Regions from separate parts of the Homo sapiens genome. Here all the other regions are linked to region 2. Evidence: chromatin loops called from intact Hi-C (ENCODE). Cell type or tissue: PC-9. All regions are shown on one strand. Region 1 overlaps CIT (citron rho-interacting serine/threonine kinase). Region 2 holds the start of LOC112268087 (a long non-coding RNA gene). Region 3 holds the start of CIT (citron rho-interacting serine/threonine kinase).

What was found. Hi-C counts contacts between places; a loop is a spot of excess contacts. Peaks named below come from ENCODE experiments on the same cell type or tissue, not always from the same donor. Only the 100,000 strongest peaks of a DNase experiment are listed, where the experiment ranks them.
Region 1: it touches region 2 in a loop (17-fold over the local background); 2 of 110 quality-filtered maps call a loop at or near these places.
Region 3: a loop joins it to region 2, with 6 times the contacts of the local background. A loop is called at or near these places in 2 of 110 quality-filtered maps.

The regions. Positions count from the first base shown.
Region 1 is chr12:119,800,614-119,808,613 of GRCh38, forward strand. It overlaps CIT (citron rho-interacting serine/threonine kinase), which reads right to left. Exons shown (of 48, transcript NM_001206999.2): 10 at 2,593-2,776. Among named protein-coding and RNA genes, the nearest start is that of CIT, 73 kb to the right of the region's middle. RefSeq lists an enhancer at 3,714-4,265. In PC-9, a CTCF peak has its summit at 3,970; no DNase peak of the experiment used is centred here.
Region 2 is chr12:119,935,074-119,943,073 of GRCh38, forward strand. It overlaps LOC112268087 (a long non-coding RNA gene), which reads left to right and starts at 4,318. Exons shown (of 4, transcript XR_002957391.2): 1 at 4,318-4,527. In PC-9, a CTCF peak has its summit at 3,221; a DNase peak (open chromatin) is centred at 6,038; H3K27ac peaks cover 399 bases.
Region 3 is chr12:119,873,833-119,881,832 of GRCh38, forward strand. It overlaps CIT (citron rho-interacting serine/threonine kinase), which reads right to left and starts at 3,488. Exons shown (of 48, transcript NM_001206999.2): 1 at 3,417-3,488; 2 at 2,241-2,349. The coding sequence starts at 2,336. RefSeq lists an enhancer at 2,878-2,937 and a silencer at 3,168-3,247. In PC-9, no CTCF peak of the experiment used is centred here; a DNase peak (open chromatin) is centred at 3,609; H3K4me3 peaks cover 1,769 bases.

The sequences.
Region 1 (8,000 bases), 130 kb before region 2:
CAATTTCCTCAGTGGTGTGAAGAATGAGTAACAGCACAGGTAATCAATGTGTGTAAATAAAAACCTGTGATGCTGAAAACGGTGAGAAAAGAAAAAGAAACTCAGGAAGAAACACAGGGTCGCTGGCAGCAAAGGTGGTACCCCCAGAAAATGTCTCCCCCTCTCTCCAAGTAAATTTTGTCAATAAAACTGCAGGAGCTGCTAAGTAATTTCATCACTGCCTCTCTTTTATTAGATTTCTAATTAATCACAATCTGATATGTCCAGGGTCATCTACATCCAACAGGTGGATGAATTTCTAAAATGATGCTTGTAGGTATCACCCACAGGGCTGCCTACAGCAGAGTAGCCAAGTCCAATAGCAATAACACATAACAAGACGCAAGATGAAAGAAAATCTTTCTGATTCCAACCCCGTTGCCAAGCTTTGAAAAAACGTTAAAGTTCCCCAATGATAGGAATACTCTGATGCCATCGTCCAAATAAGAAATACACAGTTTTATTTGCATGGACCTTTTTTGAAATAAGAATCTTATTAAACATTCTGTTGGGTCAGGAACAGCAGCTCGTTTTGTGCTCTAAGGATATAGTTTAAACTACCAGAGGTGAGATAGCACATCTTCAAATACAATAAGCAATATAAACACTTCTGGAGGAAAGGATCATAGGTAAATTAAATCAACAAATATTTATCGAGTGCCTCAGCCTTAATACTGAGATGTCCCTGTCAGAGAGCTCCCTAAACTGAGCTTTCTGTGAGAAACAGAAAGATGTCGTTCAAGTCTTCCTGAAAAATAAGCAATTAATCACACACTGCTTCAGATTAATTGCAATGCCTAAGATCTCCCATATCATTCTGCCTTTTCCCCTGAAATCTAACTCCCTCGAATCCTCCCTCGTCTTTCAGATCACTGACCAACACCCAAGCAAGCTTGCATTCTGACCCAGCCAGCCCACTGCTAACCAGAACTAGAACTCTCCACACGTCCTTCCAGTACGACGTGTGACCTTCAGTGTGCTGCGTGTGTCAAGGTTATACTGCCCACTAACCATGCATCCTTCAACATCAGGCCTCCGCTTCTGCCCTGCTCTTTGATGCCAATGGCAAAACCTCCCAATCCTGCTGAGCCGTTTCAAACCCATCTGATGGCACATTCAACAGCTAGTTAGCACTCTGCCTCTCCCACCACCATCCAGATTGCTTTGGGGTTGTGGAGCAAATCAGACAGAGAGGCACATCTAACACTACCAAAATCCAACCTGAATTTGAAACCCAGCCCCCAGAGAGGGGATCAAGAAAGACCACTTCAACATCTTGCAACATAAAAACCTCCCTCACATTCAATCACAGCCCACAACCTTATTTCGTATCAAATGCCCAATTCCCCACAACACTCTGAAATCTTTTCAGGAACGTTACTGTCAAAATAGCACCCATAGGGAGACACCATCCAGGAACCAACATAACATCCCTATAAATCGATATCTAAGCTACAAATACCACAAAGAGGGAAAGATGCTGCCAAGAAGAATATCAAATTCTGCTCGTCTCCTAAGTGGGCAGCAACTAACCCAACATTACCCTCTGAGAACCTGAAAGTGCAGGGACCAGGGTGGCTGGCAAATAACACCATCAGTCCAAGATCTTCTGGGGAACTCACTCCTCTGAAAACAGAATGTCATTGTATCATGAGAGAATGAGGCAAGATACTGACCTCCCACATCCACAGAAGCTACTGCATTTTACAGAAATTCCAGGAGGCTCCTGGAAGCCTCGACCCTCTAATTCCAAGTGCTCTGTTAATGCATTTTTCAATAGCTTTTATGAGAATGGAGAAAGACCTACCAGATCAAGAGGTTTACAGTGATATTTATATTTCCATTTTCTAGTCTCCTGGTTTTTTTTCCCCCTATGAAGCCCAGTTTCTGTGAATCAATGACTCGGCTACATCACACTCCCTCCTGGTGGCTCACAGTAACGGGGCTTTCTCTGGCTGCCAGCGCTCCACCAGCTCAGAGAGGCTCAGCTGCCAGATCCCTGATCTTGCAGCATACTTGGAGAGGAGCCGAGCACCATCTCTCTGTTAGAGCTCTGGTTCAGCCACTTGCAGCTCAGTTAAACCCATCAGGAAACCTCTAGCTTATGAGACAAGGTTTTTAGGATTCTTTATACAGCCAAGATAGCAACCCCCATCCACCCACTTGAGAGACAGATACATAGATGGTTAGATAGATGGGCAGCTCATCTTAACTCCTGCACATTTCTCCTTTGACCGGGGATCTGCACTGCTGGAAATCTCCCACTCTCTCCCCTTTAAAGAAGACCAAAGATTGGAAAACTAACCCAAAGTACCCAATTGACAATTATCATACCACAGACAGGAACAGGTACCTTACACACTGCAAAATGAGAATATTAACAGGCTACCCCCGCAAAGCCCTAACAGGTAGACTGCTTTCCCAATGCAGGTGACTAGCAGCTTCCCTCCACTGCACTCCCCCCACCTATTCCCCCACCCCCCCACCACCACCTTTGGCTCCAAAAGCCTTGCATCAATGCAGGTCCCTTTAGAAAGTCAAATTTTCACTTACTCAGATCTACCAAGAATCCCCAGTGCCTTGCTGTACGAAAACCCCACAAACGGCAGTTCTTCACCCGAGAAGCCTGAGGGGCTCAGCTGGCACGGAGAGGATGAAACCCACGAATTCTTCTCTGGTTCATCAAAATTGGAGGTGTCATCGTCAGACTTGAGGGTGGGAACGAAGGGGGGAGGAGCTGGTTAAAGAAAAACAAGAAAGGAGGCGGGGAGGAAAAAAAATTTCAGCCGGATTCAACACTGTTGCGGAGAAGATCGTCTTACTCCTTCGGCGCTGGCGATGGCACTGCAGCGCCTGCTTTCAATCTAGCTCGCAACCTCGGCTCCTACAGCAACAAGAGATTAACCCCTTCTCTGCCAACATGGCCACCAACCCGCAGACAGGCTGCCTTCCCGCCTGGGGTAAACTGAAGAGCAAACTCAAACAGGTCACTTGGGCCAACGAAAGCACTTGGGCCAACGAAAGCACTTGGGGAACTCGTGGGGAAGCCGCTCCTTCCTGCTGTTTCCAGAAGGCTCCTACAGAGCAGCTGCTGGCTAGTGCCAGGATGCTAGGAGACCTAAACCTATGGATTCCCTCCTCCAGACAGGTCTAAATTATTAATGATTAGCACTAATCGTTGAAATAAGATGGAACTTCTACATTTCGTGGATTAACCGGGATAAGAGGAAGGACCAGGAAAAGGGATGTGTGAGGTTCTGGAACTCCTGTTAGGATACCACTGCAGTCTACTTCATTCATACCCGGACAAGTCGACTCCGAGATCTTATTAACCACTTTTTTTTTTTTTTAGTTCATTATGCATCTTCCCCAGCGCAATCATGCCCATCAAATCCACTGCAGTTTAATCAGCATAATGAAGCACCAGCCAAATAAAGTTCCTACCGGTGATCTACAGCACCCCTGCGCGCTGACGGTGGGAATGCACGGATGGACATATGCGGCTCCTACCTCCTCAGGGCTTCACTCCCGGCTGGGGGCGTGTTACATCCTCTCCACTTCCTCCGACCTACTAAGCGCTCTCGGTCTGGGAGGTGGACACTCGTCCATCAGTCACCAGGAGGCTGCCCATCGCGGTGGGCTCCCGGGGGTGTCCCCCGCCAGAAACGTTACCATGGTTGCAAGCTGAGGCGTCCGTGGCGGGCCAGCCAGGCGAGTTAGAGCCGAGCATCACATCCCCCGCAGTGCAGGCTGCATGCTCCCGGCTCCGTGCGTGCGTGCTCTGGCTGGAACCCCACCTGGCTGCCGCCTGCCTGCCAGGGGCCAGTGCTGATCCCAGTGACAGAGCAGCATGAGTCACTGCCCGCCAGGGCTCGCTAGAGCTCCCCCTAGGACAGTTGTCACAGCCCTTCACAGCCCAGACTTCTTTTTAACTCCTCGTTTTCTGGACAAAGCTGGGTGCCAGATATGAGCAGCAAGCAGTCTGTTTTCTGCTTACAGACTCCAAAAAAATCTGGCTGTTTCCAAAGTTCCCCGATGACAACAACATCCAAGTGGCGCTGGGAAGTAATTGGAGCAGGAAAGGGATGTGGAGGGGAGAGGAGATGAAGCCAGAGGTCTGGCTGTTCCTGAGAAGTACAAAAGAACATTCCCAGAGCTTCAGGTACATTGAGATGAGGTGGGAGAGTGAGGAAGATTTAAGATGTAAAATGTGCACTACCAGAAAATTATTTAACACCTCCAGTCTCTCAAGAGAATTTAAATCTTCCCTGTTAGTGTCAGAATCTACTTGCTTAATACTTTAAAAATTAGCTGATGGAAAGAAAAATTAGATTGAACACTTCAGCCCACATCCCATGTGTACTTCCATCAACACAGGCTCAAATCCAATCTGGTTTCAATTATCCGGTACCTTTTTTAATAGCAAAAAAAAAAGTTTTAATGGAAATTGTATTTCATAAGGATCAAAAACAGAAGTTTTCCTTCCTGAAATAAGGAAACTCAGATAAAGACTGAGGAAATTTATGGAGAGAGATTTGCAGATGATACTAATATGGAAGCAAAGTGGTTAATGGCAATTGTTCTGGAATCTCAGTTCAAATCCCAGCTCCACCACTTACTAGTTCTGTGACACTGGGTAAGTCACTTAACCTCTCTGAACCTCAGTTTTCAACATGGCAATATCTATTTCAATGGACTATTAGGAGGTTTAAATAAAATAATCCATATAAAAGTGTTTACCACAGTTCTTAGCATACAGTAATCACTCCACAAATATGACCTGCTATTATTGCTACTGCTCACAGGAATTGCATGCTTAGGAGAGAACCTGCAGGTCTTGAAAGCTAGTGACATAGAGCAGAATCTGTACTGAATGTTCATCTTTCCTGCACAGGGCAGAGACACATCCATGTGGATGTTTGTGTTAATCATATCATTTAATTCCTAGCAGAACTTTATAATTCCTTTCCACTATATACTAATTTATCTTTAGGAGACCAAAATAGAATTCCATTTCTGAGTGAGAAGTATAATTAATGGAGAGTAAAAGCCACCCTCAGTGAAATAATTATGATTTTGAAATCCTGTACTATAAAATAAGATTCATCTATAAAACTCTTGCCATGCTCAAAGCCAGCTTAATGCGGTTAAGATTAGAAAAAGGGGCAGATAATCTTCAAGTTAAAAGGAAGAAGAAGTAGGCCAGGCACAGTGGCTCATGCCTGTAATCCCAGCACCTTGGGAGGGCGAGGCAGGTGGATCACCTGAGGTCAGGAGTTCAAGGCCAGCCTGGCCAACATGGTAAAACCCCATCTCTATTAAAAATACAAAAAAATTAGCCAGATGTGATGGTGCATGCCTGTAGTCCCAGCTACTTGGGAGGCTGAGGCAAGAGAATCGCTTGAACCTGGGAGGTGGAGGTTGCAGTGAGCCAAGATCGTGCCACTGCACTCCAGCCTGGGGAACAAGAGCGAAACACCATCTCAAAAAAAAAAAAAAAAAAAAAAAAGGAAAGAGAAGTCAATGTGAAATATACTAGCTGGTAACAGGTAAGATATTCACAGCAAAGATTAAAAGCTAGGGATATAAACCTCTAGACAGCTAGTCGGTCAAGTACAACAGGAAAGTTTGAAAAGAAGGGCTTCTTAGGGCCACATTCAGGCAGAGGAAAAAGCCACAGCCTTAAGCCAAAAAGAAGTGGGGGAACTGGAAATATTCTGCCACCCAGAAAGTGATGAGATGTTTACCCTTGTCCAGGGCCCTTCAGTGGGAAGGAAATAAAGCAGATAGAAAGAAGCAGTAACCTCAGGTAGAGTGTCCACATTTACAGTATCCTGTTACAATTCAAGAAATTAACATGACTACTGGTCCAGGATCACTGAGCCCTTGGAGCACTGGCAGATGCAAGTGGAGAACAACTTGTAGGGGTGTTTTTGCAACCCAGGGCACACAGGATTTTCTCCCCACCCCACCCCCACCCCAACAACCTCCTTCCAATCCCTACCAGAAATAAATTCACAATTAAAAAGTAAAAATCAACAACTACACCTTACGGGTGCAACAACAGATACAAGAAATGGGAGAATTAGCCCTCCAAAAACTGCAGATAAAAGAACAATCTAAAATGAGCCATGAAACAAATTTTTATTATCAAGGTAAATTAGTAGAAATTCTTATCAAAGAACATGACACTTTGAAAAAGAACCAGGTACATTTGAAAGGAACCAAACTGAACTTCCATAAATAAAAAGTCTTGTTCTTGAATTTAAGGTTAAAAATTCACTGAATATGTTAAATAGCAGACTAGATACAGCTGAAGAGAAACTTAGTGAACTAGCAGTTAGATCTGAGGGAATCACATAGAACCTTGATACTTAAGCTATGGTCTACACACTGGCATTATCACCACCACTCAGGAGCTGGTTAGAATTTAATTCTCTAAGAATCTCAGGCCCTGCCCCATACCCATGGAATCAGAACCTACGTTGTAACAAGGTCCCCAGGTGATTCATGTGCACACCACAGTTCAAGAAGCATTTGTGTACAATGCAACACACAGAGACAAAGAGACGGAAAACATGAGAGGTCAAAAGACAAAGACAGAATGAGAAGATCCAATATACATCTAATGGGGCACAGAAAGAGAGATTAGAGAACTACTTTAAAATCTGGTTGCTGCATTTTTTAAGGATTGTGTAAAATCTGGTCACGTCCAAAAACTAACAAGTATGTTATCACATATATCTTGGGGATATAATTCTTCTATTTCTTGTACCTTATATAAAATGTCTCTTTTTTGATCCTTACAAAATGTGATTTTTTTTTGCTTCAATAAAGGTATTTTTAGTTCACTGAAATCATATTGATCTTGAGTCTATGTTGATGGAGGTACACATGGCACCTCAGTACACAGCACAGTGCCAGGTACCTAGTAGGTGCAGAGTAAATATTTGCTAAGCAAATATATAATTAAATAGCAAGAAAATAGGTCTTGTAAAGAGAGCACCTAACATAACACAGGCCACAAACAGGGTACTTGATGTTTGAATTAAATGAAGAGGTTTTAAAAGTCAAGATTGTTCTGTCTGAGAAATATGTTAATAAGTACCTACACTAATCATTTCTGATACAGTATTATGAAATCATCAGCTCCCCCAGCTGCCACATACCCACCACATTCACTAATGACAAATAAGAAATCATATAGTAAGACCTATTGTTCACTGGGAAAAGCCACTAAAAAAAAAAATAGAAAAAAATATTTCCATATATATTTTTAAATATTTTAATAAATCAGCCTGTTTGAGGTAACATCAGAACACAGTCTCCTTAGTGGCAGAGGCTATACAAGTAACTTCTTGAGGTTGTTTTTTGTTTTTGTTTTTGTTTTTGTTTCAGTTATAAAATAGATAGCAGAATCAAGGCTTTCAGAAACAAAGAGCTATTTTAGGAGCTATAGTTAATTTCTCTTCTATAAATTCTCTCTCTCTCTTTTTTAATCCTAACATTCATTAAAAGCTTTTGAGGGGAAAAAAATTATCATCCTCAAAAATATTCGAAAAAAAACAAGGAAAGAAGAACCAAATGGATTTGTCCTCTTGGGACTCCTTCTAACATGCTCCTTTGAGCTCCAGCTGCCTCATTCCCACCTTTGATTTTTTAGCATAGCCCACTAACACCTCAAACAATACCTGGCTGTCCTTATTTAATGTTTAATATCTATTTTTTAAGAGAATGAATGAAAAACAAGAACCTTACATAGGGGATAATTATTTAGACCTAATGTGCCATTCCACGCAACATACCACTTCAGGAAACCCAGGAAATGATATGCTTCAGAGTACCCAATGTATTCATGAAGAACTAGCATATTAAAAAAAAAAAATACTGAGCCTCGTAAAACTCCTAAGACTTTTAATCATCACCATGGATTGCAGAAATGGGAGATGAATAAGAGCCAG
Region 2 (8,000 bases):
CCTCTTTTTCTTCCCAGTTTCGGGTATGTCTTTATCAGCAGCATGAAAACAGACTAATACACTCCACCTCCGGGTTCAATCGAGCCTGCTGCCTCAGCCTCCGAGTAGCTGGGATTACAGGTACACGCCATGACGCCCAGCTAATTTTTTGTATTTTTTTTAGAGATGGGGTTTCACCCTGTTGGCCAGGCTGTTCTTAAACTCTTGATCTCAGATGATCAGCCCACCTCGCCCTCCCAAAGTGCTAGGATTACAGGCGTGTGCCACCGCACCCACTCCTGGTCAGAATAACAGCTTTAAATGCCAAAAAGAAAACACACAGGGTTACAAAGGAACCAATTATATTGAAATACAAGTTATCAAAATACTTTACAAAACCAACTTGGGATATAGCAACATGGTTTTTATATTGCTATAAACAATTGCTATAAACACATTTTATAGCAATATGTGTCTCTATTAACAAACTAAATAATAAGATCTAGCAGCAAGTCTAAAAACTGCCATGATTTTAAAGTAGCTATGAGCATTAATTTTGAGACATCAGCAGCAGCTGTACATGTAGTGTACAAATATCTGTGACTTCTACGGGTGACAAAATCACAGGCACTGCCAGGAGTTCCAGACCAGCCCTGGCAACATGGTGAGACCCCTGACTCTACAAAAAGTTAAAACATTAGTTGGGTGTGGTAGTGTGTGCTTGTGATCTGAGCTACTTGGGAGGCTGAGGTGGGAGGATCACTTGAGCCCGGGAGGTGGAGGCTGCAGTGACCTGTGATCACACCACTGCGCTTCAGCCTGGGCAACAGAGAAAGACCCTGTGTCAAAAAAAAAAAAAAAAAAAAAATCACAGGCGTGGTTTGTTGTCTGCATTCACAATGGAAGGAGAAATGCTGTCTTTCAGTTAGAATTGTGAAAATAGAGAAGTGATTTTCCCACGTTTTTGGATGTCTGAATTTTTTTTATTTTTTTTATTTTTTTGAGATGGAGTCTTGCTCTGTCACCCAGGCTGGAGTGCAGTGGCGCAATCTTGGCTCACTGCAAACTCCAGATGGTCTCGATCTCCTGACCTCGTGATCCGCCCGCCTCGGCCTCCAAAAGTGTTGGGATTACAGGGGTGAGCCACCGCGTCCGGCTCTGGATGTCTGAGTTCTACCCACTGTCCCCTTTTGGGGGTTCATGGATCTGAATTAGGAACTTCTAGTTTAATGAGTGTTGGAGATGAGGTGACAGAGAGTGATCAGAGGAATAGGGACAGATCCAAGAAAAACGTGACCAAACATGCAAATGTTTCATAAGAGATGCCCTGAAGTGTTAAGACAAAGGGAGTGCACGGAGGGGCAACCATTGTCCCGACTAAACTATCAGCCCCTTAAGGACAGGGATTGTGTCCTGTGTATTCCATGGACTGGGGTTGTAGATTCATAAGGACTCTATGAAATTAATGCAACCCATCACCACATTTATTTATAGACTGAATAAATGTTGCCTCCTGCACACCCACATAAGACTTTTTTCTTTTTCTTTCTTTCTTTTTTTTTTTTTTTTTTTTTTGAGAAAGGATCTCACTCTGTTGCCCAGCATGGAGTACAGCAGCATGATCACAGCTCACTGCAAACTCAAACTCCTGGGCATGAATGATCTTCCCACCTCAGCCTCCCGAGTAGTTGGGACTACAAGACCATGTCATCACACCTGGCTAATTTTTTATTTTTAGTAGAGACAAGGTCTTGCTATGTTGCCCAGGCTGGTCTCCAACTCCTAGGCTCAAGCAGTCCTCTAGCCTTGGCCTCCCAAAGTATGATTGCATGCATGAGCCACTGCACCCAGCCAAGAATTTTTCAAAGTGTGTGGATGATGTTATAATAAATAAAACAGGAATCTGAAGAGTCCTTAAATCATGGTAGCTTTTAGTCATGTATTTTCTCAACCAGAGTGCTCTAAAATTACATGGAAACCATTGGACCTTCAAGTACCCTGTTCCCTCAGCCTAGAGGGCTTAGCCCACTCCCTCCCCTTCCTTCTTTGCCAACTCTTACTCATACTTGAGTCTCACCTTAAACATCACTTTCCCAGAGAGGCCTGTCTTGACTCTTTCCAAAAATTAGGTCACCCCATTACACATCACCATGGTCCTGGTCCCCTCCCCATCCTAGCCTACATCACATGTGTAATTAATTACTTCTCTAATATTTGTCTTCCCTTTTTCCATGAGGATTAAGACTGTGTCTGTATTCCCAAGTCAGGAATAAATATTTGCAGAATAGACGATGGGTGGATGGAAGGCCCACTTGGGACAGGCACTTAAGGTGTAAGTAATCTGTTTAAATATTTTCATTCTTTCCCATCACCTCATCCATTTTCACTCATTTTGCTTGAAACATGTTTTGTGAATTTCTCAGGTTTAATCCCCATTGCCAGAACACATTAACTTCAGGCTCCGAACACAAAGATTGTTGTCACTTTCAATTTGCCCCTCAGTGCATTTTAAAGAAATCATTCCCATGGTAGAAATTGGGAGAAAGAAAAAAAAACACACATGAGTGGGTTTGAGGTAGGAAAGTGTTGAGGAGGAGGGGAGGAGTGAGCGATGGGGAATCAATTTGATAGCAATCAGGGAGGGGCCAGGCATGGTGGCTCATGCCTGTAATTCCAGCCCTTTGGGAGGCCGAGGCAAGAAAATCACTTGAGCCCAGGAGTTTGTGACCAGCCTGAGCAACATAGGGAGACCACCTCTCTACAAAAAATTTATGGCCGGGTGCAGTGGCTTACGCCTGTAATCCCAGTACTTTGGGAGGCCAAGGCGGGTGGATCTCTCGAGGTCAGGAGTTCGAGGCCAGCCTGGCCAACATGGTGAAAACCCATCCCTACTACAAATACAAAATAGCCGGGCGTGGTGGCACACACCTGTAATCCCAGCTACTCGGGAGGCTGAGGCAGGAGAATTGCTTGAGCCCAGGAGGCGGAGGTTGCAGTGAGCCCAGATCGTGCCACTGTACTCCGGCCTGGGCCACAGAGCGAGACTGTATCTCAAAAACAAACAAACAAACAACAACAACAACAACAAAAATGCAAAGAAAAGAAATCAACCATTTTCTTCCCCCTTTCAAACCCCATAGCCTAACCAGAGGGAACTTCTGAGGGGAAACTTGCTCTTTGCTGCCATCTGGTGGCTGTTACTGGAGCAGTTCTCACAGGAAAAACTTCTATCCAACAATTATGTGGCACCTACTGGGTTCAAAGTTCTGTACCAGGCAACTTATAAATACTTTCTTACATTTTTATATTCCTTTACCAATAATGAGGCATTTTCTTTTTTTGAGATGGAGTCTCGCTCTGTCACCCAGGCTGGAATGCAGTAGCCCGATCCTGGCTCACTGCAACCTTCACCTCCTGGATTCAAGCGATTCCCCTGTCGCAGCCTCCCAAGTAACTGGGATTACACCTGTAATCCCAACACTTTGGGAGGCTGATGCGGGCGGATCACTTGAGGCCAGGAGTTCAAGACAAGCCTGGCTAACATGGCAAAACCCCATTTCTACTAAAAATACAAAAGTTAGATGGGCATGATGGTGCATGCATGCAATCCCAGTTACTCAGGAGGCTGAGGCAGAAGAATCACTGGAACCCGAGAGGCAGAGGTTGCAGTGAGGTGAGGTCGCACCACTGCACTCCAGCCTGGGTGACAGAGTGAGACTCTGTCTGAAAAAAAAAAAAAAAAAAGAGCTGGGCATGGTGGTGCACACCTATAATCCCAGCTACTTAGGAGACTGAGGCATAAGAATTGCTTGAACCCAGGAGTTGGAGGTTGCAGTGAGCCGAGATTGCACCATTGCACTCCAGCCTGGGCGACGGAGAGAGATTCTGCCAAAAAAAAAAAAAAGTCTGCAGTCATTGCCATTGTCCCCTGGGGAGGCAAAATCCTCAGTTGAGAACCACCAGTATAGATCAATGACAGCTTATAATTCAAGGATGCCCACCACCATCTGTTTGTGGGAGTATATATTGGCACAAATCTTGGACGGGTGATTTTGAAAGTAGGCTTTGGAAAGCAATCATTAAAATATTCAAAATATTTGCATTGGAGGAATGGGAGAGAATTTATTATTTATAGTCCTAGAAGTGTAATAGATTCATTAGGAATAAAGGTTTGATGATATATAAGACTGTAGTTTCCCCAAGTGATAGACACAGATGTGATGGCTGCCAGCTGCCAACAGTCCTCGAAGTAGCTTCGTACATGAGAAACTGGATAATTCATTTGAGGTGTGGGCATCAGTCTCACCTGGCTTAGACTGCAGTGATTGGTTCAAAGATGAGCCTATCAGAGTGCTTCTCTAGAGTTCTTCTAGTTTAACCTGAGGGGTCAGGTTAACTGACTGAGGGGCCAGGGTCAGAGAAAAGGGTATCTTTTCTCCCTGGTCACAAGGCTGTAAGTATGGAAGCCCAGCATCAAAGAGCCATGCCCCCACCTAAGAAAGAAGTTGTTCTAAGGAAAATGAAACCAGTATACAGACAGCAGGATGGGTAAGTGGCACAGAAAATCCTTGTGATGTTCAAGTCTGGAGTTTGGCCATCTGTGGCTAGCTCCAACCGGGACATTCCCATAGTTTCCTCTTGTGAGCCAATAAATACCCCCCCTCCTCTTTTTGTTAATAGACAGGGTCTCACTCTGTCACCCAGGATGGAGTGAAGTGGCACGATCATGGCTCACTGCAGCCCCAAACTCATGGGCTCAAGTGATCCTCCCACCTTATCTTCCTTAGTGGCTAGGATTGCAGGTGCATGCCACCATGCCTAGCTAATTAAAAAAAAATTTTGTAGAGGTGGGGTCTTGCTACGTTGCCCAGGTTGGTCTCAAACTCCTCCAGCAATCCTCCCCCTCGGCCTCCCAAAGTGCTGGGATCACAGGCATGAGCCACTGCACCTGGCCCCAATTCTCACTTTTTATTCAAGCTAATGTATATTGGATTTCTGTATCTTGCAACTGTAGGGTTCTGACTAACACATCTTTTTTTTTTTTTTTTTTTTTTTGAGACGGCGTCTTGCTCTGCCGCTAGGCTGGAGTACAGTGGTGCGATCTTGGCTCACTGCAATCTCTGCCTCCCGGGTTCAAGCAATTCTCCTGCCTCAACCTCCAGAGTAGCTGGGACTACAGGCACGCGCCACCACGCCCAGCTAATTTTTGTATTTTTAGTAGAGACGGGGTTTCACCATGTTGGCCAGGATGGTCTCGATCTCTTCACCTTGTGATCCACCTGCCTCTGTCTCCCAAAGTGCTGGGATTACAGCCGTGAGCCACTGCGCTCGGCCGCTGACTAACACATCTTGACAAAGATGTAGAGAATTTATGTAATGACCAGGAGCACTGGTAAAATTTTGACTTGTAAATGTCTTGAGGAGAGAATCCCTGTGCAAACTAGATGGATCCAATTCCCCTGCGAGCCTACTGTGTAAATCCTGGTGTGACGCTTGCAAACTCAGTAGATGCAGCTGCCTCGTGGCCACCACACCGCCTCCATTCCTTTAAGGTTTTATACTTCCCCAGGCTTTCACAATCATTATCTCATTTGCCTTCTGCCACATCCCAACCAGACAGAGAAGGAGATTTTACCATCCCCATTTCCAGGTGAGAAAATGAAGACACCATGAGGCTAGACGATTTTTTTCATGTAATTCAAGGATTTGAGAAGAGATCAGCTGTTCTCAAATTCGATCGGTCATGACCTGTGCCATGAGTGATCTGATGGTAATGGTTAAAGTACCATTAGCTGGAGGATGATTCATATATTTTTAAATAATACATTATCCCTATACCAACCTAATTCTTGCCAGCATTTAATATGCTTTCCCTACCGGGAGAAAAAGGAGCAGAGTTACAGCTGGCATATTAAGACTTCCCCTGGGAGTGTTATGCATATGAATGCCTGACCATGTGCAGCGTAACAGAAAACAAGGTGGAGAGTCCATGGAATAGCCAGTTCCAAAAGCTGCTTCCAGCTCTACAATGGGATGATTCACCCAAAGTAAACAATGAGTTGATGGCATTCAAATCAAAACTAACCACTTTTCCTTGTCCATGTATCTGACCAAGGATCACTCACTTCAAACAGTTGTAGGATGATTATAAAATGTGTCATCGGGGCCGGACTCAGTGGCTCACGCCTGTAATCCCACCACTTTGGGAGGCTGAGGCAGATGGATCACCTGAGGTCAGGAGTTCAAGACCAGCCTGGCCAACATGGTGAAACCCCGTCTCTACTAAAAATAGAAAAATTAGCCAGGAGTGGTGGCAGGTCCCTGTAATCCCAACTACTTGGGAGGCTGAGGCAGGAGAATTGCTTGAACCCAGGAGGCAGAGGTTGCCGTCAGCCGAGATTGCCCCACTGCACTCCAGGCTGGGCAACAAGAGCAAAAACTCTGTCTAAAAAAAAAAAAACAGTGTCATCCATCGACACCTGTGGAAAGAAAGGGGGAAAAAAATGTGTCATCCAGACCAGGATACTTTTTTTTTTTTTTTTTTGAGACAGCATCTTGCTATGTTGCCCAGGCTGGAGTGCAGTGGTATGATCTTGGCTTACTGCAGCCTCGATCCCCTGGGCTCAAGCAATCCTCCTGCCTCAGCCTCCCAAGTAGCTGGGACCATAGGCGTGCACCACCATGCCTGGCTAATTTTTTTGTATTTTTTGTAGGGATAGGGTTTTACCATGTTGCCCGTGCTAGTCTTGAACTCCTGAGCTCAAGCAATCCGCCCACCTCAGCGTCCCAAAGTGATAGGATGACAGGCATGAGCCACCGTGCCCAGCCAAACCAGGATACTCTTAAGACAAAAGGGAACATCTAGGGAATGGAACACCAAGGCCACATATTAAACAGGAATTGTGTTGAGAAAAAACAGGACTTAAGTTACCCTAAGTCTATGCAACTCAGGAAAAGTAAATTTACAAAACCAGAAACCAACAGCCCTGCCCCTAGGAACATGATTCTGAAGGCAAGTTGGATATGTCTTGGTTTTAGCTCCCCCAGAAGCAGATCCTGAGACAAGGATTTGGGTTAGTTTATTTGGGAAGTGAAGGAAGCACCTTGTAGGGGAGTAGGAAAATAAGATAAGGAAAGAAAGGCAGCCAATAAGAGTGTGGCTCATGCCTGTAGTCCCAGCACTTTGGTAGGCCGAGTCGGGCAGATCACCTGAGGTCAGGAGTTCAAGACCAGCCTGACCAACATAGAGAAACACTGTCTCTACTAAAAATAAAAAAAATTAGCCGGGTGTGGTGGCACATGCCTGTAATCCCAGCTACTCAGGAGGCTAAGGCAGGAGAATCACTTGAACCCGGGAGGCAGAGGTTGCGGTGAGCTGAGATCGCACCATTGCACTCCAACCTGGGCAACAAGAGCGAAACTCTGTCTCAAAAAAGTGTGTTATCAAGCTAGCTGTTACTGTGGGCAACTGCCACGTGATCCCTGTGCTGGCCACAGAGCTGGGCCACCCACATGCCCCCTCAAGGGAGGACTTGCTGTCCAGGGACTGCAGGGAGTGCAGTCAGTAGACAGACTGCAGCTGTCACCTCCTTCAAGGTCAGCCTCAGCTGTACAGCCCTGCCCAGCCCAAGGCCATGCCCTTCCCGAGGTAGCCTGCATCTGTTGACTGGGCAAGGAAAGTCTGTTTTGTTTTGTTCTGTTCTGTTTTGTTTTGTTTTGTTTCGTTTTTTGAGATGGAGTCTCGCTCTGTCACCCAGGCTAGAGTGCAGTGGTGCGATCTCGGCTCACTGCAACCTCCGCATGCCAGATACAAGCAATTCTCCTATCTCAGCCTCCGAGTAGCTGGGATTACAGGCACTCACCACCACGTGCGGCTAATTTTGTATTTTTAGTAGAGACAGGGTTTCGCCCATGTTGGCCAGGCTGGTCTCGAACTCCTCACCTCAAGTGATCCAACCACCTTGGCCTTCCAAAGTGCTGGGATTACAGGTGTGAGCCACCACACCCAGCCAGGAAAGTCA
Region 3 (8,000 bases), 61 kb before region 2:
CCTACATAACTACCTTCCCAAATATAATTACTATTAAGGAAACAAATTTAGTATTAATATTATAACTAATACTATTCTATGCTGAGTATTAACAATAATTACCATTTTTTATAAGGAGTTTACTAAGAGCCAGGCAAGGTGCTAAGTGCTTTAAATCGAATATCTCATCTAATCCTCACAACAACCCTGTGGATTAGGTACTACAACCTCTATGTTATTTTTTTTGTTTTCTTTTGTTTTGTTTTGTTTTGAGATGGAGTCTTACCCACTCTGTCGCCCAGGCTGGAGTGCAGTGCACCATCTCGGCTCACGACAACCTCCGCCTCCCGGGTTCAAATGATTCTCCTGCTTCAGCTTTTCAAGTAGCTGGGATTACAGGTACATGCGACCACCATGCCCAGCTAATTTTCTATATTTTTAGTAGAGACAGGGTTTCACCACGTTGTCCAGGCTGGTCTCGAACCCGTGACCTCAAGTAATCCGCCCGCCTCAGCCTCCGAAAATACTGGCATTACAGGCTACAACCTATTTTAAAGAATAGCAAATGGACTCAGAAAAGGTAACTGACTCACCCAAAGTAATGCAGCTAACTAGTGCTGGGACTGGGATTCAATTCTAAATCTTCATGGTCTCTATTGTCCCCCTGACTTACGAATACATAAATCAAACAAGGATTTCTACTTCACCAGTGTTCCACATACATCAGAAACAAAAGAATTAAAAATCTATTTGGAAGTAATCTTATGATATTAAGTTTTAACGCATCTGGGGTGACAGAAATGTGTATCTTGAGAGGAATGAGGGTTAAACAGGTGTGGTATTCATCAAAACTTTTTTTAAAATCTTAAAAAATACCATCCTGACTAACACAGTGAAACCCCGTCTCTACTAAAAATACAAAAAATTAGCCGGGCGAGGTGACGGGCGCCTGTAGTCCCAGCTACGTGGGAGGCTGAGGCAGGAGAATGGCGTGAACCCCGGGGGGCAGAGCCTGCAGTGAGCCGAGATCGCGCCACTGCACTCCAGCCTGGGCGACAGCGAAGACTCTGTCTCAAAAAAAAAAAAAAAAAATCTTAAAAAATAAACATCCCTGCAATGAAAATGAATAGGATTATACCCACAGAAATTGTAGTTTTAAAAAGCATCTTTGTTCATTTATTTTTCTTTCTTCAATAAAAGGACAAACTTGCCCTGGTACAGGGGCTTATGCCTGTAAGCCCAACACTTGCAGAAGCTGTGACAAGTAGATCACTTGAGCCCAGGAATTCGAGACCTGCCTGGGCAACATGGTGAAACCTCATCTCTACAAAAAATACAAAAATTAGCCAGGTATGGTGGCACACACCTGTGGTCCCAGCTACTCAGGAAGCTGAAGTGGGAGGATCGTTTGAGCCCAGGAGGTCAAGGCTGCAGTAAGCCGTGATTGTGCCAATGCACTCCAGCCTGAGCCACAGAGCAAGACCCTGTCTTGCAAGCAACCAATCAATCAATGAATGAATAAACTTTAGTACAGAAGTGTAAAGTGTGAGAAATATGAAAAGATCTCCCTTCTAAGGCAAGTTCAGCTATCTACTTCTGCACAGTGTCTTTTTTCCAAAAGAATCAGTGCATATAAAACTCTAAATAGAGGGCCAGGTGCAGTGGCTCACACCTATAACCCCAGTGCTTTGGGAGGCCAAGGCAAGAGGCTCACTTGAAGTCAGGTGTTCTATATCAGCCTGGGCAACACAGTGAGACCCCATCCCTACAAAAAATTAAAAAATTAGCCAGGCATGGTGGCACAGGCCTAGAGTCGACAGAAGACCTTGTTTCAAACAAAACAAAACAGAATTTCCCCTAAAATATTATCCCTGGTCCTATAATAAAAGCAAGCTGGGCACGGTTCATGCCTGTAATCCCAGCACTTTAGGAGGCCAAGGCAGGTGGATCACTTGAGGTCAGGAGTTCGACCCTAGCCTGGCCAACATGGTGAAACCCCGTCTCTACTAAAAAGAAAAATACAAAATTTAGCCGGGTGTGGTGGCAGGCGGCTGTAGTCCCAGCTACTCTGGAGGCTGAGGCAGGAGAATCGCTTGAACCCAGGAGGCGGAGGTTGCAGTGAGCTGAGATTGCACCACTGTACTCCAGCCTGAGAGACTGAGACTCTAAATAAATAAACAAATAAATAAAAGCAAAGGTGAGTGACAAGGAGATTCCAAGGACACACACAGGTGAGCAAAGTTGGCAGGGTAGGCTGTTACCTGGAAGAACAGATTCAGCCTGGAGGCCCGGCTGGCAATGGGTTCAGCAGCACCAGCATCCAAAGGATTCCGCGCTCCATATTTGAACTTCAACATCTCCCCACTGGCGCTGAAAGGATATCAGAAAAGTCAAGTGTGTCCTATGTTTTGAGCAGGAAGGGCCTGAGAGATCCTGATCTCCCTCAAGATATCAGGGACAAGGAGGTGAAAATCAGCTACCACTCCAGTTTTAGGAAGCTCAGTCTAATCATGGAGATTAAACACCAGATTTTAACTCACTGTGACAGGAGATGATACACTTATCTGACATACTCTCTTACTTATAAATGTGTTTATTATCTCCCCCCTTAGAATGGAAGCTCCACAAGGGCAGAGATGTTTGCCCCCATGCAGTGGGGGCACACATAGCCTGGCACACAAATAGGTGCGAATAGTTATTAAATGAATGACTGAAATAAGCAAAATATATAGCTTGTTGTAAGGTGTTAAGTGCTATGGGGTAAAAACAAAATCGAGCAAGAAAAGGACAATGGGGGTGAGATGGTGCAATTTTTAGTGTGGTCAAATAAGACTTCACTGAGAAGCCACCATTTGACCCAAGACTTGAAGACCTGAAGCGAATGACCAGCAAGCCATGTTGATATCTGGGGAAAGAAAGACATCCGTGGCAAACGAAACAGCCAAGCCAAAAGCACTGAGGCAGGACCTGGCCTCTCCAGCAACAGCGAGGCCAGACGGACTGGAGCAGAGCGAAAGAGGCGGGGGCATCATGAGGTGATGGGGTGGGCACGGGGTATGAATACGCTGAAACAGAGAGGTTAAGTAAATGGCTAAGTTCACGCAGATAATAAGGAACCGGCCGACTACACTGGGCAGAATAATGCAGTTAGTGCTGACAGGAGGCAGAGCTGAAGAGACAAAGCACTCCGCCTGGTTTAGGGGAGGAGCAAGCCTCCTGCCCCAGCACCACTCGGCTGACCCCTCGGCTCCCAAGGAAGGTGGGCGCGCGCACAGCTAGCCCCGGAAGACCCTCCAGGCCTCCCGCAGCCCTGGGGGTGGAATCGCCGCCCTCCCCGGGGCGGGAGGGAAACCCGGGACTTGTATGGGTGGAGGCGGCCCTCCCCTGGCCTTGCAGAGCCGGGTGCGGTAGAATTGGGTCTGGGGGATCAGACTCACGCTCTGCGAACCCCCAGGTCTGCGATCTGTTCCGCCCCGCGCCTCCCGCCGCCGCGTTTGAACCCGAGGAACGGCGCGGGCGGGTCTCAGCCGTGTTTGGACCAATCAGCGTCTCCGCTCCTATGATAGACATGGGCGTCTCAGCCAGGCCCCGCCCATGTCCCTAAAGGCATGGAGGAAAGTGAAGGGGAGAGCCAATCAAATTGCATCTTCCTTTGACTCGCGACCAACGGGAAAAAGGGAAGGGCAAAATCAGCAGGGCAGGTCTTGGAAGTTTGAAATTGGCGGTTACGCAGGATGCTGCGTTTGAGGACGCGACTGTTAATCTAGGATCCCTGAGGAGGTCGCCAGGGCGCTGTCCCCTGCTCTCGGCCACCTGCAAGGAGGAAGGCAGCCAGGCTGCTCTGCCTGGTCTTCTTTCTCTCTCATGTGGCTAAGGTAGAAGTACTTGTTACCTGGGGAAGCCCAGTGGTCCTCTGCTACAGCTGAGGCAGCGAATGTTTTGAGCTTGACTTCAACCTACCTTGATTACTCTATCTCCGGGCTGACTGCCCTGCAAGGAGTTGGTGACAGTCATTGAGACTGTCTGAAAGGACACTTTAAAATAAATTATAGACGAGATACTTAAACAGGCACTTCACCAAAAAGGAAATCCAGATGACCAACAAATGTGTGAAAGTTGTCAACCTCGTTCATAATCAGAAAATATGAAAAATAAAGTCACAGTGAGAAAGAATAACACTCAAATTCGAGAACAACAACAACAAAAGGATGTGACAGTGTTTGCGAAGATGTGGAAGTACACACACTTATACAGTACCCGTAGGCGTGTAAATGGATACAATCTCTTTGAAATTTGAAAAAAAAGTTTGGCATTATTTGCTAACATTGAAGATTTGTGCATTCTATGACTATTGCTAGGTGTAGTTTCTCTACCTAAGAAAAACTCCTATTTATTTATTTATTTTGAGATGGAGTCTTGCTCTGTCTCCCAGGCTGGAGTGCAATGGCACGATCTCGCCTCACTGCAACCTCCACCTCCCAGGTTCAAGCTATTCTCTTGTCTCATCCTCCCAAGTAACTGGGATTACAGGTGCATGCCACCATGCCCAATTGTTTGTATTTTTAGTAGAGATGGGGTTTCACCGTGTTGTCCAGGCTGGTCTTGAACTCCTGACCTCGAGTGATCTGCCCACCTCGGCCTCCCAAAGTGCTGAGATTACAGGCCCTGAGCCACCACGCCGGCGAGAAACTCCTACTTATGTACACCAAGAGATGTGTATAAGAATACAAAATAGTGTTCGCAAAAAACTGGAAGTGATATAAATGTCCATCAGCAGTAGAAAAGACAAAATTGTATATTGCAGTGTTTTCACAAGCAATGAAAAAGAATAAACTGCAACTAACCACAATGACATAATGAGTCTCAAAACAAGGCCTAATGAAGGAAGCAAGAAAATAACATATGATTCCATTATGATTCCATTCTTATAAGTTCCAAAACAGGACAAAACAAAGCAACATTGTTTAAGGAGGGATGTATTAGGTTGATGCAAATCATTGCAGTTTTTGTCATTGTTTAAAGTAATGACAAAACCATAAAGAAAGCAACAGCCAGAATAGTAGTTACCTGGGGTTGGGATGGAGGCCTTTCAGGGTGTTGGGGTGCTGCTGTGATCTATTTCTTAACCTAGGTAGCAACAATATGGATGTGGTTTCATAATGATTAAATTGTGTGTATATGTGTGCACGCATGTGTGTGTGTGTATGTTCTATTTATATATGTAAAGTCCTTTTTGTACTCTCCTAATTCTACAGTAGACAGAACTGGAGATGTGTTCTCTCTCTCACACACACACACACACACACGCACACCAGCACATAATTAGAGCTACAGGCTTGCTTAATACACATTTGTTCTTTTTTCCTTCCCCAAACATAACTTACTTCTTGTTCCCGGGGCCAATAATGGATAGCTACTATTTATCAAGCACCTCTTTTTTTTTCTTTTTTCTTAGACAGAATCTCACTCCGTCACCCAAGCTGGAGTTCAGTGGCACAATCACGGCTTACTGCAGCTTCCACCTCTCCAGGCTCAAGTGATCATCCCACCTCAGCCCTTCCAGTAGCTGGGACCACAAGAATGTACCACCATGCCTGGCTGTTTTTTTGTTTTTTTGGGTTTTTTTTTTTGTAGAGATGGGGTCTCCCTATGCTACCCAAGCTGATCTCAAATTCCTGTACTCAAGCAATCATCCTGCCCCGACCTCCCAAAGTGCTGGGATTACAGGTGTGAGCAACTGCGCCCAGCCCAGAAACTTCTATATAAAGAAAATAACTGGCCAGACCCAATGGCTCATGCCTGTAATCCCAACACTTTGGGAGGCCAAGATTGGTGGATCACTTGAGGTCAGAAATTTGAGACCAGACTGGCCAATGTGGTAAAACCCCATCTCTACTAAAAATACAAATTAGCCTGGCGAGGTGGCAGGTGCCTGTAATCCCAGCTACTCAGGAGGGTAAAGCAGGAGAATCACTCGAACCTGGGAGGCGGAGGTTGCAGTGAGCTGAGATCTCACTTGCCACTGCACTCCAGCCTGGGTGAGACAGTGAGACTCGGTAAAAAAAAAAAAGAATAATTATCATTGGCTGAGTGCTTTCTAGGTTTCTAGGTGCAAGCCTTCAATAGCCCCTGAAGTAGGCACTATTATTAGCATCCACCCCTATGGAAAGGAGCCACTCTCACGCTGGCTCAGAGGCAAATATCCCAGATATTCCCTGTTTCCCAAAGATGTGTCCCCACAACTGGTATGAGCAACACTTTCAAGTGGCAAAAAAAGTCACTTATTTGTTAAATTATATATTTTACTATATGTTAGAAAAACTATAGCTAGCCCATCCAACCAAGTATTTTATAGATGATACCACTTGGAGTGAGACCAAAGGAAATATTTAAGAAGAAAAAATGAGCCAGTAAAGGAAATATTAAGTAAACAGTAGTACAGGTTGTACATGGGTATAGCTTTAGAACAAATCTTGAAATTTGGGAAACACTGCATCATTTGACATAATTCTTAAGCAAGCCTCTGAAGTAGGCATTATTGTTAGCAACCCCATTTTACCAGCAGAGAAATTCAAGCTTAGAGAAATTAAGTCACATACTAGTAAACAGTGGAGCCAGGACATCAGTTGGTTCTTTCATTCTAAAGCCCATTTTGATAACCACCAAACTGTATTGACTTATGTTTATCCCAGCACCTAGCACATAATATTTATAAATATTTGTGGACTAAATGATGAAATCTAACTCCATGTGCATTTGATTACAATTTAATTACTTCTTTCCAGCCTACCAACAATCAACTTTGCAGGCTCTCAATAGAAGTGTACTGAATTTACAAATGAATTGCCTTCTGATTCTACACACACCATTTATTATACCTTCTCATGGTGCAGGTATTCCAGAAGCAGTGGTTCACAACCTTGCATTCACACTGAGATCACCTGGGAAGCTTTAAAATAACATTGATACCTGGGCCCCATCCTTGGAGATCCTCATTTCACTGTTCCAGGATCAAGCCTAGGAATTGGAAGTTGATCAAGCTCCCCAAGTGATATGGTTTGGCTGTGGCCCCACCCAAATCTCATCTTGAATTCCCACGTGTTGTGGGAGGGACCTGGTGGGAGGTAATTGAATCATGGTGGCAGGTCTTTCCTGTGGTGTTCTCATGATAGAGAATAAGTCTTATGAGATCTGATGGTTTTATAAGGGGGAGATTCTCTGCACAAGCCCTCTTCTCTTGTCTGCCACCATCCACATAAGATGTGAGTTGCTCCTCCTTGCCCTCTGCCATGATTGTGAGGCTTCCCCAGCCATGTGGAACTGCAAGTCCATTAAACCTCTTCCTTTTGTAAATGCCCAGTCTCAGGTATGTCCTTATCAGCAGTGTGAAAACAGACTAATACACCAAGTGACCCCAATGTGCAGCCAATGTCATGAACCACTTGCCTAGAAAGGGCAAATATACTACTAACCAAATGTCAAAGTGTATTTTTCATTGTAAGTTAATAAACTGACAATGTGGCTTTATTATCAATCTTTGTTAACAAGAGTCCGTCCCTATGGAGAGGACCCACTCTCACACTGGCTCAGATGCAAAGTGGATACCTCAGAATGGGCCTTCCAGTCCTTGCTCTGTGATCTACTATGGTGAAACCAAAGAGGGTGATGGCTAAGTAATTTAACAGAAGGAGACTGGGGAGTATGGGTTATACTCGGCTTAAGTAAGGACTGAATTCTAAAATAAGTGTTTCGTGTTTTCATATTTGGAGCCTTAAGTGAAGATGGGTATACAAAAGGAAGAGATTCCCAAGCACTATACACAAGCAAAGGACATACAACTTGATTTCCTCTCCACTTTCTTCTGTCCTTTTCTCTTCTTTCCCCTCACTTTCTCTCATTCCAATGGTGTTCCATTTGAGGTTTTAAACTGAAATGGAGGCCGGGCATGGTGGCTCATGCCTGTAATCCTGGCACTTTGGGAGGCCAAGGCATAAGGATCACCTGAAGTTGGTCAGGAGTTC